Regions from separate parts of the Homo sapiens genome. Here region 2 is linked to region 1. Evidence: read pairs that join two places in POLR2A ChIA-PET (ENCODE). Cell type or tissue: OCI-LY7. All regions are shown on one strand. Links, peaks and the distances in the headings refer to the core of each region. The heading gives the core; the rest is flanking DNA. Region 1 overlaps MAP2K5 (mitogen-activated protein kinase kinase 5). Region 2 overlaps IQCH (IQ motif containing H).

Region 1 (6,122 bases), core at 3,623-6,122:
GTAAATCATAGTTTATCAGGCCATCTAGCACATATCAGATTTGAGAAGAAATAATTATTTTACCATTGGTATATATTATATGATTAGTATAATGAACCAATGTTTCATACTTTGTTAAAGAGTGACCACATAGTGACTACAAAGGTCATATGATAGCTTTATGTTTAAGTTTTAAAGACACTTTGAGGCTGATTTTTATTTACCTAAAACCACCTACTATTATCCTTAGCATGACAGAAGGCTCTTTTAGTAAACTCTTCCATTCTTTCTGCTCACTGATATTTTTCTAATAATCTTCTAAGCATTTCAAGTTATTGGATGGAACTGCATCATAACCACCTATTATCTACTTGGGCTGTCACTGCTGCAACTCAAAGATTTATTGCATCATCGTTAAAAAGCCCAGCTTACTGTGAAATCTCACTGAAGGAGTGAGACAGTATTGTGACAGGAGACACATGTTGTGATTGGATAATGTTAACTCGTCTGTGATCCCAGCTGAACACACTTGCTACCCTAGAAGAAGCCTGCCTTCAGGTGGAGCTGGTATAATGAAAGTTAACCTCATTTAGCATTTGGATATGAGCCAATGTATTAAATGATCCACATCCTGATTTCCTAGAGTGGAAGTCATCATTACTGATTCTACAAAGCAGTAGCTTTATAGTATATTTGGTACATTCAAGTTTACAAAATGTTTTTCCCATTCATCTGATTCATTCAACATTTCACTGACCTCTAGCTCTGTGCCAGCAGTGCTAAGCACACAGGCCCACTTCATTCTCTTAACAGCCTTGTCAATGTAGGAAGATCAGATATCAAGATATCAGATATCAGGATATCATATACAGGATATGATGTACAAGATCAGGGATGATATCTGATCTTCCAACACTGGCAAGGTTGTCAGTGAGAATTCAGGATTGTTATGAGAATTAAGTGAAATTGTGTGCTCAACACTGAGCATGTGAGTGTTGTGAGTACACACACCCACACGTACATGTATGCTCAGAGAGGTTTAAATGATTCGTCCAGTCTCACAGTCAGTATGCAGCGGCACCTTCCAGGGCATCACTCTGCTTCCTTTAAGGGAATCTGACCCACAGGAATCTATTTTGATGCCTATAAAAGCCTACTGCATAAAATGACTAAATCTTTTAAAATGAAAAAAGGAGTATTGGATATTAAAAATGAGCCACTTTACATTGTGCCTTTATCTTACTATTTCCAAAATGATAGTCATCTCTTGGCCAAGATAGCTTAAACCCAAACCTTAAATTAGGAAACACCTAAACTTGATATTTTTAATGCAAAAGGAGAATAAGTTAGTTTGCTTTTTCACTAAAGGTTTATGTGTTGCGGTAGAAGAAACTTATTTCTCTTTAGTGGTATGAAAAGGACCCATAATTCCAGGCTTCAACACACCTCATTTGTATTTTCTTTGAGAAAATGTCTCAGTTAAAATCAATGCCCTAGTATTCATTTGAGCTCCCTTGCCTTCAATAAAACTAATTGATAAACCCTAATAATTAATGCCCTGATTAAACCAAAATGACTTACATCTGCCCTGATGATTGCCATTTATAATCAATCACTTTAATGACTCATCTTTTCTGTGCTTTGCTTACAGAAGAAAGGCTGTGATGTTTTTAAGTGAACTGAATGAAAAGCTGTATGCCTTCAATTGCTGTTTGTTTTCCATAACTTGATATTGCATTAAAATAAGCATAAATATAACTACCTCCTTAAAAGTAATCTTTCTGCCTAATCTGTTGTGCTGTTGTCTATGGCTTCGAGTGAAGCTGAAAACAAACAAGAAAAAAAAATCAAATCATTTCAGTGTTTCTAGAGCTATTTTTTTTTTTTTAAGATAGAGTCTTGTTCTATTGCCACAATGGAGTGCAGTGGTGTGATCTCAGCTCACTGCAACCTCCGCCTCCTGGGTTCAAGCGATTCTCCTGCCTCAGCCCTCAGCCTCCCAAGTAGCTGGGACTACAGGCACACGCCACCACACCCAGCTAATTTTTTGTATTTTTAGTAAAGACAGGGTTTTGCCACGTTGGCCAGGCTCATTTCGATCTCCTGATCTCATGTTTCACCCGCCTTGGCCTCCCAAAGTGCTGGGATTACAGGTGTGAGCCACTGCGCCTGGCCCCTGGAGCTATTCTTAAGAGCTGTAGGTTGGCTGGATGTGGTGGCTTACACCTGTAATCCCAGCACTTTGGGAGGCCAAGGCAGGCAGATCATGAGGTCAGGAGATCAAGACCATCCTGGCTAATATGGTGAAACCCCATCTCTACTAAAAATACAAAAAATTAGCCGGGCATGGTGGCAGGTGCCTGTAGTCCCAGCTACTTGGGAGGCTGAGGTAGGAGAATGGTGTGAACCCAGGAGGCAGAGCTTGCAGTGAGGTGAGATCCCACCACTGCACTCCAGCCTGGGTGACAGAGCAAGACTCCATCTCAAAAAATAAAAAAAAAAGAGTTGTAGGCTGGGTGCAGTGGCTCATGCTTATAATCCCAGCACTTTGGGAGGCTGAGGCAGGTGGATCACCTGAGGTCAGGAGTTCGAGACCAGCCTGGCCAACACAGCAAAACCCCATCTCTACTAAAAATAACAAAAACTAGCTGGGCATGGTGGCAGTCTCCTGTAATCTCAGAGACTCGGGAGGCTGAGGAAGGAGAATCGCTTGAACCCGGGAGGCGGAGGTTGCAGTGCGCTGAGATTGGGCCATTGCACTCCAGCCTGGGCAACAAGAGCAAAAACTCTGTCTCAAAAAAAAAAAGTTGTAGAACTTGCATGTTTTAAATGAAACCTTGAAGTAATAAGTTCAGTGGCTATATACTAGGATTGTTGATACTTTGGATATAAGGTAGAATATTTTATGCAAGAGATAACAAAATTTAAATTAGGGGAGCTGTCCTTAACCCAAGATTTAAAGGGATTCTATTTGCTTCAAATTCTGCCACATGAATTCAGATTTAACCTAGTTTAATAAAGTCCTAAGATTATTTATATCTACATTACCTTAAAAAAGGATTCAAGGTGGTTTATGATATAAGGTCAATACAATGAACAAAAGACAAAAGCAAACATTTTAAAAGAAAGGGAGGCGGGGTGTGGTGGCTCATGCCTGTAGTCCCAGCACTTTGGGAGGCTGAGGCAGGTAGATCACTTGAGGTCAGGAGTTCGAGACCAGCTTGGCCAACATGGCGAAACCCCATCACTACTAAAAGTACAAAAATTAACTGGGCTTGTTGGTGGGCGCCTGTAATCCTAGCTACTCAGGAGGCTGAGGCAGGAGAAGCTTGAACCTGGGCATTGGAGGTGGCAGTGAGCCGAGATCGCGCCATTGCACTTTAGCCTGGGTGACATGAGCAAGACTCTGTCTCAAAAACAAAACAAAACAAACAAACAAACAGATACTTCTACTTCTGCCCATGGAGTCACTGCTGTGGGATTTGCCCTCCACCAAAAATAATTAGGAAACTGGACAAAATAGTGAAACAGTTATCTTCAAACTTTAGACAACAGGCAATGTGAGACAGTGATCCCTGAGAGAACAGAAACAAATGAAGTAAGTCCTACTATCACCCAAGCTGTCTGCACAGAAACCCAAACAAAGCTCAAAGGTCTTACTGAGCTGAAAAGACAGAATTTGGAGTTCAAGGAGACCAAAATGGCTAGAATTCACAGAACAGAGTCCTAGAAAGGCAAGAACATGCAGAGAAAGAGCTCTAGAAATTGCATAGGAGTTCCCTTGCGTCTGGCCTAACATCAGCCTCTGCATTTATAGAGTGAAATCCTACAAAGCTAGACAACCAACTACTGTTTAGAAAAGAAAATTTCTGGGGAACTATAAGCCAAACAATTCCCAAAACTTATACAAAGTTGGGAATATTTTAAATTCCAATAATCCAGTGTAGAGAGGCCTCATTAAACACATTGGAGAATTCAAGAAAGAGATTAGAAGGATTATGCTTTAGCAGTGGGGCTAAACTAGCCCTGTAGTAGTGGTTACTCTCAACTCTCCTAAAATAAAAGGTCTAAAATCAGCCTCAAAATGATTCAGCTATCAGTGTTCAGCAGATATATTACTTGCCAGTATCAAGTCCAACACTCTGGATTACAATAAAATCCAGCATTCAACGACACAAGATTCACAATGTTGACAATCCAAATAAAAAGTTGACAAGCAAAGAATTTTTCTTCTGATTATGGATGAAAGACTATAACCGGGAAAAAATCAATCTGTAGAAATAGATGCCCCCCTCCCACACACACACCAGAAATAATGTACTTTGCAGACAGGACTTTAGAATAGTTATTATAAAAACTATATATGTCCAAGGAATTCATAGGAAACATGAGCATAATGAGAGAAATGGAAGACAAACAAGTTGAACATTTATTTTTCAATTATGAAAAATATCTGAAATAAAAATTTCATTGATGGAATTAACTGAATTAGACACTACAGAAGAAATTGTGATATTGAGGTTAAAGATCTGGAAATTATCCAAAATTACTCATTTCTACTACTAGAAAAAATATTTTTTTAAATGAGCACAACCTTAATGATCTTTGAGACACTATCAAGAAGTCTAAGATATATGTGTTAAGTGGAGTCTCAAAAGAAGAGGAAAGAGAAAAGGAAACAAAAAATAATTTGAAGAAATAATGGCTGAAAACTTTCCAAATTTGGTGAAGCCTGTAAGTCCACAGATCTAAGAACTCAATGAACCCTAACCAGGATGAACACAGAGCCACACCAAAGCACATCAAAATAAAAATTTTGATAACCAGTGAGTAAAAAGAAAATCTTAAAAATATTCACAGAAAACAGAGCACATTAAGTAGAGAAACAAAGATAAGATTGACAGCCGACTTCATGTCACAAGCTATGCAAGCCAGAAGATAATGGAAAGACGTCTTTAAAATGTTGAAAGAAAGAAATTATTCCAGAATTCTGTGCCCAGCAAATACATTTTCCAAAAATAAACAGCTAAATAAAGACTTTTTCAGATGAATATGAGAGAATTCATTGCCAGTAGACCAGCATTACAAAAAAATGTTAAGCTATTTAGGATGAAGGAAACTGATGATGGATGGTTAGATCTACACAAAGGAATAAATAGTTTCACAAATCGTGGATAAATAAAAAGATGTTTTCTCACTTCTAAATGTCTTTAAAATATAATTATTTAAAGGAAAAATAAAGACATTATATTATGGAGCTTATAGTGTACATAGAAGAAAGATGTATGAAAATAAAAGATGAGAAGAAGAAAATGGAAATATATTATTGTAAGGTTTGTACATTATAAATGAAATACCCTAATATTACTTGAAGGTAGACTGTAAGAAATTAAAGCAGCATATTGTAAATTCTAGAACAGCCATAAATAAATAAAGCTTCAAACAGACTGGCAAAATTCAACCCATGGGCAAAAATTGGGCCTTCGCCTGTTTTTACAAACACAATGGAATTGGAACACAGTCATGGCCGTTCATTTACATGTGGCCTATCATTGCATTTGCACTACATCAGCAGAATTTGAGTAGTTACAACAAAAAGCTTATAGCTCTCAAAGCCTGAGATATCCACTTATGACTCTTTACAGGAAAAGTTTGCCAACCTCTGGCTTAGAAGCAAATAGTAGAGATTAGTGGAATGCTAAGAACTAGCCCAGCTAACCCAAAAGAAAGCAGGAAAAGAAGAGAAAAAGGAACAAAGGACAGATGGGGCAAATAGATGGTAGAGTTGAACCCAGCCATATCAATAATTACGTTAAGTGTGAATGGTCTAAACAGTCCAATTAAAAGCACAAATGTCAAACTGTATAAAAGAACAAGACACAACTGTACAGTGTTTGCAGGACACCTATTTCAATTATAATGACAGATATATCATCCAACAATAATCAGCAGATTGTTTAAAGAAAAATAATTACATGGCCAGGCGCGATGGCTCACACCTGTAATCCCAGCACTTTGGGAGGCCAAGGCAAGCAGATCACGTGAGTTCAGGAGTTCGAGACCAGCCTGGGCAACATGGTGAAACCCCCGTCTCACTAAAAATACAAAAACTAGCTGGGGGTGGTGGCAGGCGCCTGTAATCC
Region 2 (9,419 bases), core at 6,920-9,419, 280 kb before region 1:
TAAGTCCAAAAGAGCTCTTGTTTTAAAGGGAAAGTTATTTCAGAGCTGAAAGGACCCTAGAGACTTCTAATCCAACCCCTCATTTGAATATGAGAAATTGAGACTCAGAAAGGTTGAGTTTTCTAAATCACCTAGCAAATTACAAATTCAGGACTGAAATGCAGGTGTTCTCCCCAGTCTAGTTCTCTTTCTCCCATACTCAGGAGTTATACTCTCCGACAATTTGCAAACTGGTGCATCTGATATTCCTTGAAACAATCACTTAGCATTTCTCCATATTTTTATGCTGCAGTGAGTAGATAATTTTTCACTAGAATTGGGGTAGTAGATGCTAGTCTATAAAAATCCTTTCAACTCCCTTGAGACCCTGGCACTTTTACATTATATTATTTGCATAACATTTTAATGACTTTATTTTTATTTTTTATTTTTTTGAGACAGGGTCTTATTGTGTCACCCAGGCTGGAGTGCAGTGGCATGATCTCGGTTCACTGCAGCCTTGACCTCCCTGGCTCAAGCAATTCTCCTGCCTCAGGCTTTTAGTAGCTGGGACCACAGGTGTGTACCACCACATACCTGGCTAATTTTTTTGTAGATAGGGGGTTTTGCCACGTTGCCCAGGCTGGTCTGAAAGTCCTGGGCTCAAGTGATCTGCCTGCCATGGCCTCCCCTAAAGTACTGGGATTACAGGTATGAGCCACGGTGCCTAGCCTGACTTTATTTTTAAGAGGGTTTTCTCTGTAATAATAACTATTACCATTTGTTGAGTATCAATGCTGTGTATTATACTAGGTATTTTACATTTGTGATCTTATTTTAAAAGCCTTAGAGCAACCCCAGCAAATGGGTAATTTTTATTCTTATCTAACAGGTGAAGAAATAGGCTCAGGGGGTCTAAGTTACTTGCCTACATTAATGGAGCCTTATAAGTGATAGAGCTGAATTCAAAGCCAGACCTGTTTCACTCCAAAGCCCCATCACTTTCCTGTGTGCCATGCTGCCCTCTTCTCTAGAGGGAGGAAAACAATCTTGGATTATTTTATTCTATCCTTAGGTAATGTCTTTCCCATGCCCATCTTCACCTGATAAAATCCCACCCATCCTTCAGAATTCACCTCAACCCCAACCTCTTTCATAATAATAGTACTAGCTAACATTCATTAAGTCTTTATTGTATCCAAGGCACTATTATAAGTGCTTTACATACATTATCTCATTTAATCCTTACAGCATCCTTATGAGGTAGATACTGTTATTACACTCATTTTACAGATGAGGAAACAGGCACAAGGAGAATGTGTATTTGCCTTTTCAGCATTCCCCACCAGCAGGCCTCTTGAGTACTCGGCAGATCCTTATGGCCCTTCTCTGCCCCATCTCAGTTATGTGTTAACTGTTATTTGTGTCCCCACCCCTCAAAAACAGAAACATGGTTGTGTTAGTTTTGGTGTATGCTGTTTTCTCTGCCCCCATTAGACTAGCTAGAATTATTTATTTAATTGAATGAGACAGTCACATGTATTGCTGAGCTGGGACTAACTAGTCAAAAATAAAACAAAAAGAGTTTTTCACTGAAAAATGAATTTGAGTCTTGCTGAAATTTTCAATTATTTTCTATTTGTGAATCCTTTCCAGAGTTGTTGCCTAGAACCATGATAATCATTATAAAAGTGCATATTATCTGAAGCAGATTTAGTGGTAGAATTTTGGAAGGAGGGTGTCGGGTCAAGTGCCTTTTTCCTACTCAAGCATTTAAAGAGTTGCCGTGGTAGGAATTTATAAAGTAAAGAATGTTATGAGGCTTTTTTCTTCATTTTTTGTATTGATTTTCCAGACACTTTAATGTTAAACCATGCCAGAAGTGTTGCAGAGATGACTTGCTATTACCCAAAGGCCGCCAGCCTCTTTTCCTTCTGACAGAAGGATAATTCCACGTGGATCAAATAAATACAGACGTGTAGTAATTAGTTCTATTCCCAGTGAGCCTATTTCCAACACACTAAAGATGTGAGCGATTATGGAACCTCACCCCAACAGCTTTTATCAATTTAAACTGCTAAACAACAGGATAGGTCATAACCCAGCCTGCTATTAATAATGTATTTATTATGTGCAACATTATAAATTAGGTGTATGGACTAGAAAAAAGGACACCTTTTAACAAGAATAATATGATCTTCCCCCAGAAGCATCATATGTGCCTGGCCACTCACCTGATGTACAGTCCCAAGGCAATCAAAAGAATAAAAAATCTCATCCGAGGAACAGAGGCCTACATCGTCAGCGGGCTCCTCCACAGAGATGATTTAGCTGTGGCCGATATGTTAGACATACCCATCCTGGGCTCTGAGCCTGAACTAGCTCATCTTTATAGTACCAAATCTGGAGGCAAACGTGTCTTTGACAGTGCCAATGTGGCAGTTCCTCCTGGAATATATGATATTTATAGTCAGCAACAGGTATGTGGGGTGGACAAGTGAAGCTCTGTTCAAATATTTGAAACATCCTCTTGATCTTGGACAATTTCCAAGTCTTCTGGAGCCAGACCTACCCAATGAAGAATAGGTGGAATATTTGAGTTGATTTGAGGGAATCTACTTTATTTATTTATTTATTTATTTATTTATTTATTTTTGAGATGGAGTCTCACTCTGTCATCCAGGCTGGAGGGCAGTGGTGTGATCTTGGCTCACTGCAACCTCCACCTCCCAGTTTCTGTGACTTCCAGCTAATTTTTGTATTTTTAGTAGAGATGGGGTTTCACCATGTTGGCCAGGCTGGTCTCGAACTCCTGACCTCTAGTGATCTGCCCACCTCAGCCTCCCAAAGTGCTGGGATTACCAGCGTGAGCCACTACGCCCAGCCTGAGGGAATCTACTTTAGAACTTTGTGTTTTAAAGTATTTTCCTGTTAGTCTTGCAGAAATTGCTGGAATTTCCAAACTATTTACTCATTTGGAATAAGCACTGTTAAAATGTATATATCATTTGGACTAATCTGCTATCAATATTTAATGCTTTAACATGGATTAATTCATCATCATATCAGCTTGCCAGTCATTAAATAGGATCCTAAGAAATAGGAGAGTCAGTTTTCGCTAAAAGCAGTGGGTTTGGAAAACTCCAGTGAGTGAGCCTCCCCACTGGGTCAGATTGCAGAGGGCCTGTGAACAGAGGGCTGCAGACTTCCTTCGCTCTTCAGGAAGCGATCGAAATGGAGGAGGGGAAAGATCTCAGAAGGGGGAAGTAAGACAGCTCCAGGAATAAAACTGGGGAAGTAAGACAGCTCCAGGAATAAAACTGTCTGTTTTCGTTTTGCCTTGGACCAAGTGTGTGGCTATGCATTCTTCCAGCAGATAGTCAGGGTCTAAAACATGGGGAGAAATGTATTAGCCACTAGAAATGTTTTCTCTTTGAGTTAGCCCTGGCAGATGTTCTCCCATTTAACTGCCATCTGTTTTCATAATAGAGAAAATTAAAAGACAAATGGCTGTTAACATTTCCTAACCTCTGTTTCAGTACACCTCTTGACCATTACTCTGAGCCAATCACAAATTATCCCCCCTACCCACTTGTTGGGAAACCAGAGAACAGTGCACAGTGAGTCAGTTTGTGAGGGACAATATTTAGGGATCCCCTCCTACTCTCAGTTGCCTGATCATGATGCTCTGCACCTCACAGCCACTGAGCTCAAAAATCTAGCCTTTCAACAAATCATACTTTGCAGAGATTAGTTTGAAGATACTATTAGCTTATTAAATTGCCAGCAAGTATTTCACTCTTGTTAGAGTATTCTTGGGCAATGTTCATGGGCTTATGAAGGAGGTTTCTCTTAACGGTATCACAACCTAGGACAGTCGCAGGCAATTTTAGTAGGAGTGGAATAGAGAGGCTCCTCCTGAGCTGTTATGTCACTTCCATTGTCATTAGCCACCACTGGAATTTGAAGATAACAAGGTAGATTGCTTGACTCTGCTTCACAGCAGAATATCTGGCTGTTATACTTATTACAAGCAAAATAAAATTTTAAATTATATTATTACACACATGTACTATACATTAAACAACCTTCAAAGCTTTAACATGTATGTGCAATGTTTATATTGAGTCTTGCCTTCATCTTCACTGAGGAAATCTCAGGCAATCTTTGCTATGAAATATTTCAGAACCGCATATGTTGATTGTAGTTAAAGATGCAGGCACATTTAATGCAGTAAAATCTCCCTCTAGTGCTAGTATTCAGAAGTATGACTAAAAACCTCCTTAGAGACACATCAGATTTGAGAGATGTCATTTGACCTATGGTATGTGCAAATTGTATAACAATAAACCAATATTTCACTGAGTTCTACTCTACTTGTTTGGAAAACATACATCTGAGGTCATCAAGAATTAAAATACTCCACTGAGATTTTTCCAGATAGTGACTACCCTATCTATTCTATCTGAGCATGTCAGCATTTTGAATCTGCAGATGGGGATGAATCAATAACACTGACTTTTTACCGATGTGCATCATAAACTTAAAGCTGGTGAAAGAAAGCTGCGATTATTTTAACTTAGGTTATTATTTCTGACTTTCAGTTGGACTTTAGCAGTATTTTTCTGCTCTTTACCAGGATAAAACAAATCACAGCTAAAAAAATTTATTACATCTTTTGAACAGATAGACTCAAACAAAAATGATAAACATTTGGAAATAGCATAAAGTCATTTTGTTTAGGATTAATTTGTTTAAATCTAGCATGAACACAGTGAGCATTTCCTGTTTTGATCCATAAAGTAACTGTGAAAGTTCTCTTTCTGGAACATGCTCCATGGGAAATATTGACAGCTTTGGTTAAATAATCAAAAATGGAGATGCTATTTTAAAGCACTGTTCAATTTTCACTTAAAGATAGCACATAATTCTTTCCAGTGGTGCAATCTTTACAATACTATTGATCCTTTTCATTACTGTAGGGGATCCATCAACAGATGCCCATTTATAGGATTCTCAGAAGCAACAAATAATAGGATTTGGAAGAAATAGATAATAATTCTGTTAGTAGTCGAAACCTGCAAATATATAATATATCTAAATATGTAATTTTTAAAAAATCTATGCCAGAACACCTTTCCTTACACTAGCAAAAGAATTTTATCTGATGTTAACAGGCCAAAGACCATTTCTACTTCTGCAAAGTGTGATCATAATACAGCAAAATATTATTAAATATAAAATCTATATTCTCAACACATTAGAGAAATAAGGAAACAACTTTGGAAGGCATATTTAAAAAACCTTCCTAGGCTGTGTTCATCACCATATGGTTTGTAGACCAGAGTTCTGTCATTTAAACACCCAAATCATCAATAAACACTACTTGATAATTAGGGAGCTAAGACAATTTTAATTTTCACCCTCACTGAATACCCCATAGTTGTATGAGGTTTCCAGAGAACCCAAGTATGGCCATTTTGCTGTCTCTTCCACACTGCCATGTAGTATAGTATCCCCAGGAAGATTTGCTGGACAGATACAACCCAGAAGAACAGATCAGGCCTTTAATCAAAATAACTTTAATCTGGTAGCTCCAAACCTCAACAGAACTGTAAATCATGAGTCCTTTCACACTCTTTAGTTAAAAAAAAAAAAAATTGTGGGCAAAGAGATCTGATCAAAAAAGAGGATAAGAGTGTCACAGAATCCTTCCGTACAGAAAACCATAGCCAAGAACAGCATGGGAAGGCTCTGGAGACAAAAAGCTTAGTGTTATTTTGTTGCTTTCTGGGAAGTATAGACTGGAAAGTCTGATAAGAAGACAAGACAGAAAAATCGTTTTGTGAGTTAATGAGGTATTTTTCTCCCAGGCTCTGCCAGGTGAGTATTACTTATAATTAAGTCATCTTGCTATAGACTTTTATCTGATTCAAACTCACCCCAAATGGCTTATTGAGTGTAAGGAAAGTGGCTTCTCTTGCTCCTCTTCTGACTTCTTTCTCTACTTCACCCTTCTCCACCTCTCTGTGGGTTGGGATAGGCAGCACAGTAAAGAGGGAATGAGCATAGGTTTTGGAGTCAAAGCAACTTGAATGGAATTCCTACTCTGCTACTCAATGCTGTGTGATTGTGGGAAAGTTATTTAAATTAGCAGAACCTCAGTTTATTTACATATAAAAGAAAACTAGTAATTGTGTCCACCTCATAGATTATGGTATTAAATGAGAAAATTCATGCAAAGAACTGACATGAGCCAAGGCCTGTCTCCTACTGAGAGTTCAGTTATCTTAGAGACCATTATCATCATTATTATGATACTAGAGCTTGGAGTACTGTTCTATCCCTTAAGCTCCCATGTGTTTGAGCCCAGTTCTTGAGGAAATGTTTCAAATAAAATGTCAAGTAGGTGTGTATTCCAGGAAGTTTGCTTTCACAAATGTTTTATCTCCTTTATCTGTCTTGTTCTAAAATATATGTGTTTATATCACACATATACTAAACTTGGCCAATTGGCCAGCCAAACAAATGTATTTCATGTACATTAATGAGGAAAAAATTAAATGTTTTATAGTTTATAGCAGTAAAAAGCTCAACAAAGCCCCAAACAGTTAAAGTTTTCAAGACTGTAACTCTTTCTAGTCTTGAAACAATTAAAACATCATTTGAGGAATCAATAAGTAAATGCATAATTCTCTGAAAAAGAAAGAAAACAATATCAAGATTCAATTACAGGCATTCAAGGATTCTTTCTTTTGCCTTCAGAAGCCAGCAAAATGATAATTTCAGAATTTCTCAAATAAGACTGTGCTTTTAAACATGTCTTTGGTCTCATTGGTTAATGGTTTCTTCGCATCATATTTATATCACTTTAAACTTCTTTAATCTGTCTTAATAACTAGAAGATAACCAAATGAACAGACCATTAGAAGTAAAGACACATGAGAAGTACAGCAACTAAGTTGTTACGATAAAAAGGAATCCCAGGAAATGAACTGTATTAAATGCAGCTGTGTCTTTGGCCTCACAGATGATAGAGCAGCTGAGTCAGCTGATAACTGATCACCTGCAAATACAGCGTTGGCTCTTTAAAATGGACTCTGAGTTCCGAGGAAATGGGACTGCATTTTGTGATATTCCTTCCTACCTAAAGTGCTACAAATGGGTGCTAAAGGAGAGTAGCAGATATGGCCTTGAAGACTGGAGAAAGAAATGGGCACAAGTGAGTATTCAATGGTGACTTAAACCCGCAGGGTCTGTGAACAGTTAGGGGACGAAGCAAAAAGTTCAGCTAAGAGATGAAAGTACTTTCCTCTCTACTTAGCTCTGTCACCTGCCAGCAGTGCCTTTCTTGGGACCTTTTTCCTTATATACACAATGAATGGGATTGACTGAGTTCTTTTTTTTCTTTTTTTTTTTGAGATGGGGCCTCACTCTGTTGCCCAGGCTGGAGTGCAGTGGTACAATCAGGGCTCACTGTAACCTCTGCCTCCCTGGCTCAAGGGATCCTTCCACCTCAGCCTTCTGAGTAGTGGGGACTACAGGCATGCGCCACCATGCCTGGCTAAATTTTTCTTTTTTCTTTTTTTTTTATTGGGACGGGGAGGGTCTCCTTATGTTGCTCAGGCTGGTCTCGAACTCCTGAGCTCAAACGATACACCCATCTTAGCCTCCCAAAGTGCTGGGATTACAAGTATGAGCCACAATTTGGGTTATTTTCAGTGTTTCTTCTCTGGGCCCTAAAAGTCCTTATTCACATCTTGAAATTGATTATGATAATTAGGAAGTAATTTTTTTTATCACATTCAGGTAACATTACAAATCTTATAATTTGCCCTAAGTGGTTCTTGATCATGTGCTTCTAACAACTGTTGTTGTTAAGCTAGCTGTATTTTATTATGAGATAGAAATTCTATTAGTGAATTGTTGTCACCTGGAAGCTAATGTATAATAGCATTCTGTCAGCAGTCATGTGTTTTTGAAGACAATTCAAGGAAATTTATGTAAGTGCTGGTCCCTGTGAGATGCTGAGAAAATAGTACATTCCAGCCAGAAAATCTCCCAGCAAAAGCTGAGCTGTAGGTAAGAAGTCTTAGCATGAATGGACGTGTATAGATTTTTTCCATGCACATTTGTGAAGGGATGAATCGTACAACCTTTTAGTCCCTTCCAAATTTGCTTAATTAAAGTAATTTTATATGGTTTAATATATAAATTAAACCTGCCATTCTAAAACTATCTTGCTTTTCATCCAGAAATCCCCAGTCTTGCCTGGCTTCTCTTAATCCCAAATATCTGTTTTGGCTGACCTGCTGGTTAAAGCATAACCGATTAGGAAAATCACAATGCAAATTCCCTTAACTGGTTCCTTCCCTACCAGCATACATAGCAGTGGGCTATGCAAAGTGATTTGCGTCTGCTTTGAGCATCCCGCTACGGAAGTATATGAATCAAGACACAAGTGATAGAGAGGGAGGGGCACACTTGAGGGAACCACATTATTCTTGGAAAGTGGAGTGATGAATAAATCTATTGAACAGTCAGGAGAGAGAGTTCCCTTTGACAAATGTGACTGGTTTCCCCATGATCTATTCTGGGCTTCGTTTCTCCCCTCCATCAGTAAATGGACTAAATGCAGTACCTGTCATGGCCAGCTTTTTACATATTATTTAAAAGACACCAAAATGAATTACTCTTCTAGATAAAGATAAAAACAAAGAAAATGTATTTAATTTTGAGGCCCATAGAGATTTCCCTTATATTCTCTTTGAACTGGATTTTATTTCGTATTGTATAGATTTTTTTTAAAGCAACACTGTTAAGATTAAACCATAAAAATATGGTTTTTTAATTTAAAACATTGAAGTGTTAATGTGCAAAGTATTTGTTGGCTTCAGTATTTCAAACCAATAATTTTTAAAGAATTCTCTTGACATTACACTATGATAAATTTGAAATGTTTGACTTTAAAAAATATTTAAAATACTGACATTTGGCTGAATTGTATTTAGAAGCCTCATTGTGCATTATTTAAATTTCAGTTATTTTAAACCGTAGCATTTTTAATTGGCACCAAATACATTTGGCACTGTTGTTAATGTTATTAAATGCAAAGCTCTTGAATAATTAATAATCTAACTAAATCATTTTTTAAAACTTAACAAGGAAAATATAATTATTCAGAAATCTCCTTACAGTCTGAGGCCAGTGCTTAGCCATGATCTGAAGCCAAAAATAAAAATAAAGTAGTTCTGAAAAGGTGCCTCTTTTTTTGTAGGAGCCTATTGACATTCTTTTGCCTTCAAAGTGAAATCATATTCGGAGTGGAGGTGAGCTGCAGTCTCCATTGAGTGTAGCTATTGAGAATTTAGGATTAGAATTCTCCTTTGTTCCAGAAGACCATCGTAATGGTGCACATTTAGACATCAAAGCATTACTTT

The links. Peaks named below come from ENCODE experiments on the same cell type or tissue, not always from the same donor. Only the 100,000 strongest peaks of a DNase experiment are listed, where the experiment ranks them.
Region 2: POLR2A ChIA-PET joins it to region 1 with 5 read pairs; 2 of 35 experiments call an interaction of 5 or more read pairs at or near these places.

Annotation. Positions count from the first base shown.
Region 1 is chr15:67,680,369-67,686,490 of GRCh38, forward strand. The region is part of intron 13 of MAP2K5 (mitogen-activated protein kinase kinase 5); the gene reads left to right. Among named protein-coding and RNA genes, the nearest start is that of MAP2K5, 140 kb to the left of the region's middle. In OCI-LY7, for the core only: no CTCF peak of the experiment used is centred there; a DNase peak (open chromatin) is centred at 4,893.
Region 2 is chr15:67,393,105-67,402,523 of GRCh38, forward strand. It overlaps IQCH (IQ motif containing H), which reads left to right. Exons shown (of 21, transcript NM_001031715.3): 13 at 2,187-2,459; 14 at 7,010-7,201. Among named protein-coding and RNA genes, the nearest start is that of C15orf61, 120 kb to the right of the region's middle. In OCI-LY7, for the core only: no CTCF peak of the experiment used is centred there; no DNase peak of the experiment used is centred there.